Linked DNA regions of Mus musculus: region 1 is linked to region 2. The links are chromatin loops, found by intact Hi-C in ENCODE. Cell type or tissue: left cerebral cortex. All regions are shown on one strand.

What was found. Peaks named below come from ENCODE experiments on the same cell type or tissue, not always from the same donor. Only the 100,000 strongest peaks of a DNase experiment are listed, where the experiment ranks them.
Region 1: it touches region 2 in a loop (2.1-fold over the local background); 5 of 42 quality-filtered maps call a loop at or near these places.

Annotation. Positions count from the first base shown.
Region 1 is chr9:20,511,897-20,514,396 of GRCm38, reverse strand. The region is part of intron 2 of Zfp266 (zinc finger protein 266); the gene reads left to right. Among named protein-coding and RNA genes, the nearest start is that of Zfp266, 8.3 kb to the left of the region's middle. In left cerebral cortex, no CTCF peak of the experiment used is centred here; a DNase peak (open chromatin) is centred at 1,034.
Region 2 is chr9:20,580,486-20,582,985 of GRCm38, reverse strand. Zfp846 (zinc finger protein 846) reads right to left here and starts at 1,658. Exons shown (of 6, transcript NM_172919.2): 1 at 1,308-1,658. Gm51704 (a long non-coding RNA gene) reads left to right here. Exons shown (of 2, transcript XR_003948290.1): 2 at 1-2,500. In left cerebral cortex, a CTCF peak has its summit at 1,427; a DNase peak (open chromatin) is centred at 1,574; H3K4me3 peaks cover 1,168 bases; H3K27ac peaks cover 665 bases.

The sequences.
Region 1 (2,500 bases), 69 kb after region 2:
AGCTGTCTGGCCCCTTCAGGTCCCTCTGGCAGTTGATCTTGGCAAAGGAAATTTCTGGTTGTTACCCATGGAATAATTCCAGCCCCCAGGGTGTGTCAGCATTTATCAAAAGTTCCAGGAGCTGGGTTACCATGGGTACTACTTCAGGGAGGGGAAGGGCTATTTGAGTAGAGGGAGGAATTCCAAGATGCACTGCAAACAGCTCAAGTACATCCCCTTTACCTTGTGTAAGGGGTGAAGCCAGGCCTTGGAGCTGCCAGGTGAGCACTCGGTACTACTGAGTGCATCCTGCCAGTGAACCTACGGGATTCGGCAGGTCACAGATACCTGATACCTTGTAACCTTTCAGACAAGGCAGTCCAGTGTGTGTGTATGAGAGAGACAGAGACAGCCAGATAGAGAGATAGACAGGAGAGGAGGGGGCAGATAGAGACAGGCTCTGTTGCCTAAGCTGACTTGGAATTCCCTTCCAAGTGTTGGAGTTAAAAGTGTGTGCTCCATACCCATAGTAACTTCATACAGATGTTCTTGTCACCAGTCTTGTCTTTGTATACCCTTGATTGTCCAGACAAATGGTGGGCAGTTCCTTATGAGTCACTGTACATGTGTCCTGGCAAGGCAAACAGCAAACATTCATTCATCTTCTGCTTTTTAAAAACATCTGTGTGTATGACATATGTGTTTATATGAAGTGTGAGTGTGTGCGTATGACTGTGGAGTCAGGGTAACCTCAGGTGAGAGAGGGAGAGGAGTTTGTGTGTGTGAGAGTGATGCCTCTGAGTTTTCTCTTTCCACTATAGGTTTAGGAATTAACTCAGGCTGTCAGTCTTAACCCACTGAGTCATATTGCTAGCCTAGTAATCCCTTCTTTTAATTTGCTGCTAGGTAGCCTATACCTGGGAACAGTGATAGAAGGGTTTATTCAGAATACAAAAATTAATTTTTTATGAGGCAAGGTCTTGTGTATCCCAGGCTCGCCTAGAACTCACTCGCTAGCCAAGGATGACGCTGTTCCTCGCCTTCCACGTGCTGGGTTTACAGTCTCCTCAGCAGCCTGGCTACCGTGCTGGGGATGTAACCAGGGTTCCATGAGTGCTAGGCAAGCATGCTGGCAGCTGAGCTACATCCTCAGACTGTTTCTTTTTATAGGATTTATTTTTTCTTATTCTGTGTGTATGCATGTGTTTTGTGTATATATCGGTCAAAGGACCTCCTCTCATTTCCCTTTGGCCACAGTATGTACACATGCATTTACATATAGTCGCATACACAATCTCATGCCCACACCACCCTCCACTGGCTGTCTTTCTTTTTGTTGGTCGTGGTACATGGGTTCGGTGGGTTATTGTGTAACTTGGTGTGTCGAGACCTGCATGCTGGACATGGGTTTTGCACTTTTGTGAGTCGAGTTATAGCAGCAGGTGCTTTTGAAAGTTCATTAGAGAAATGAGCTTCCTGCTTCCAGCCATCTCCCCAGAGTGAGGGTTATCAAGTAGGTCGAAGGTTGTCTCCTGAAGAGCCAATGGGTGTAGTGTTTCCCTGGCCGGAAGCTCGGGATGTGCTGGAAGCCTAAGAGTGTGGTTTTCATTTGACAAGAGAACCCTCCATCTCACCTTCCACTCTCTTCACTAAATGCATTGCGGAGGTCTTTTTAATTAAATTAAAAAAAAAAAATTGTGTGTGTGTGTTTTACTTACCTCTATGTCTGTGCACCATGTGTATGCAGTGATCTTAGAGTCCACAGAGAGTGCCAGATTTCTGGATGTGGAATTACAGATGGTTGTGAGACACCATGGGGGTGCTGGTAATCTTGGAGCCTCCAGAAGAATAGCAAATACTGTTAACCTCTAAGCTGTCTCTGGCCCTTGCGCAGAATAGTTTATTGTATTTTTATGGTGCTAAAAATGCTATAGTCCTTTGCCTCAGGAGTATTAGGTAACTGTTCTGCCAGTGAGCTTCATCTCTAAGCCTATTCTGTTCTTGTTTGACAAAGTCTCACCATTTCCCTCCTGCTGGCCTCGAAGTCTGTCTTTGTTCCTCAGTCTTCATGCACAACTTGTATTTGCAATTTTTCTTTTTTGAAAGATGCAGTCTCCCATAGCCCAGACTGGTTTTGAACTCAGCATGTTGCAGAGGATGGTCTTGAATGTCTAATCCTCCTTCCTCTTCATCCTCTGAGAGCTGGGATTAGAGACCTGATTCGTGAGGAGCTGGAAGTATAATCCAGGGTTTTGTGCATTCTTTGCAAGCAGTACTAACTGTAGTATAAACCCAGCCACTTGCATTTTAAATTTAAAAAAAAACCCTTTATTTATTTTATGTGCTCAGGTATTTTGACTCGATGTCTGTATACCATATGCACTATGCCAGTGGAAGCCAGAAGAGGGCATTTGATCCCCTAATCCTGGTGTTGCGAGTCAGTAGTTAGCCACTTTGTGGAAGAGCTGCAAATGCTCTTAACTACTGTTAATATCAACATCTTTTTTCCTAAATGCTGCAG
Region 2 (2,500 bases):
TAGACCCTGTGGCCCCGAAGCCTATGTTACTTATTATCAATCCTTACTGCAGCTTTCAAACCTCTCCTTTGGAGCTACTCTAAGTATGTGGGAGTAAGTGGGAAGGGGAACACACTAATTTTTAAATATAACGTTTGATTTCACTCAGAAATAGCAAAACATGACTTTCTTAAAGAACTTGAGACTCTTCAAAAGTTACCTATAGAACCAGGCATGATGCTAGACACCAGAAATTCCAACTCCTGGGAGGTAAAGGCTGGGGAATTAGGAGTTCAGAGTCAGCCTCAATTACATAGCAAGGTGTATGATAGCCTGGGCTACCTGAGACCCTACTTCAGAGAACAAACAGAGGCCATGGAGCCGGGCGTGGTGACGCACGCTTTTAATCCCAGCACTTGGGAGGCGGAGGCGGAGGCGGAGGCGGAGGCGGAGGCGGAGGCGGAGGCGGAGGCGGAGGCGGAGGCGGAGGCGGAGGCAGGCAGATTTCTGAGTTTGAGGCCAGCCTGGTCTACAAAGTGAGTTCCAGGACAGCCAGGGCTATACAGAGAAACACTGTCTCTAAAAAAACAAAAACAAAAAACAAACAAACAAAAAACAGAGGCCATGGAGATGAACCAGCGAGTAAAGGCCAAGCCAGAGAGCCTGATCTCCAGCGCCCAGATGGTGGAAAGTAAGACCAACCCATGGGAACTGATCTCTGAGCTGAGCCAGGGTAATTCCCACTTTTTTTTCTTTTTCTTTCTTTCTTTTTTCTTTTTCTTTTCTTTTTTTTTTTTTTTTTTTTTTTTTTAAACTCTATAGGGATGTACAGGCCTGGAAACTTCAAATAAAGAGAACAGGGTACTCCCATTCTCACCAGTAGAAAGCCATAATCACACAGTATCTGTACTTTATGTATAAAATGTTCAGGGCAAGGGTTAGTAGCTCACTGAATGAGCAGTTCTACTAGCAGTAAAGTCAAGAGGAGGAGAGGTGAAGAAAGAGAAAGGAAATGGAGAGAGTGAGGAAGGAAAGGCATGGAAAATGAAAAAAGGTTAAGATTAAGGAAATAAACATTTAGCAGGCGGTGGCAAAAGCCTTTAATGCCAGCAGAGGCAGGCGGATCTCCAGGAGTTTAGGTCAGCCTGGTCTACCTAGCGAGTTCTGGAAAAGCCAAATAATAAAGATTGACCTCCAAATAGAAATGTTTAGTCCTAGATACCTACGAATACTTTTTCTACCCGAATGTCATGTGGCAGAATTAATCAGACGATGCCAAAGACAAAGCCACACTCTGCAAGGAACAAATCACAGCCTGGGGCGCTCACCCGAGCTCCACAATCGCTGGGCTGTGCAGTGGAGGCGGCGGCTGCAGAGAGATGGCCCGTGGCGGGCTTCTGTGCTGGAAGAGGAATCTGGAAGGCGGCTTCTGCAGAGGGCGAGCGAGCAGATGGAAGCTTGGAGAGCATTCGCCAGAGGGAGGCGGGGTGCCCGTGAGACCCGCCCGTCCTAGGCTTCGGGCCTACGGGGACCGCCCCTCGGCGAGCTGCACACACAGCCACGCCTTAAACTGACCCTCCACGGCCGCCGTCACCCCCCATCCTTGCCTCGGCGACTTCCTAGACGTAAAGATGAACCGGAGGTGAAGACACTGAGAACTACAGGACGCAGCCATCACTAGAAAAGAGTCGGGCCTTTGCAGGCGTCACTTCCGCTTCCGTCCTGGCGTGAAGCCCGGGAGATTTGGGTCCCAGCCACCTTGGATAGAGATAAAATTCTAGGAGCTGGAGAAGGACCCAGGCTGGATTCCCAGTACCCACATGGCAGCACACAGTCGCCCACCAAGCCTGATCTAATTCTTATCTAATCTAATCCCCATCTCTTTTCTTTCCTTCTTCCCTCCCATTCTTCCCTTCCTCCCTCTCTCCCATTCTTCCCTCCTTTCCTCCCCTCTTCCTCCCTCCCCATTCTTGTTTTAGTCTTAGCCTAGGCTTGGTGCCGCTGTGCCTTTAGTCCCAGCATTCAGGAGGCAGAGGCAGGCAGATTTCTGCGTTCAAGGCTAGTCTGAAAATTGAGACTATGTCTCACACACACACACACACACACACACACACACACACACACACACACACACACAGAGAGAGAGAGAGAGAGAGACTGAGAGAGAGAGAGAGAGAGAGAGAGAGAGAGAGAGAGAGAGAGAGAATATTCTCGAGCCAAAATAAGTGACTTTGGCGCAGGAATACAGATTAGCACTTCAAGTTCCATATGCAAATATGCTGTTTCATGAGGTTATTGCAGTAACAAAGAAAATACTAAAGCATATGACATGTTCCCAGACCTTAACACAATTGACTTCATGGTAGAAAACTCAGCCACAAAACTCAGCATGTAGACAGAACCACTAGCCAAAATGAAAACAAAGACCTAATCCATCTAAGTCTGTAGTTCTGGGAAAGTCTTTAAATGTACAAACCTTGCTGTTTGGCTTCTGTAGTTCTCCTTCTGGCTATATGTTCTC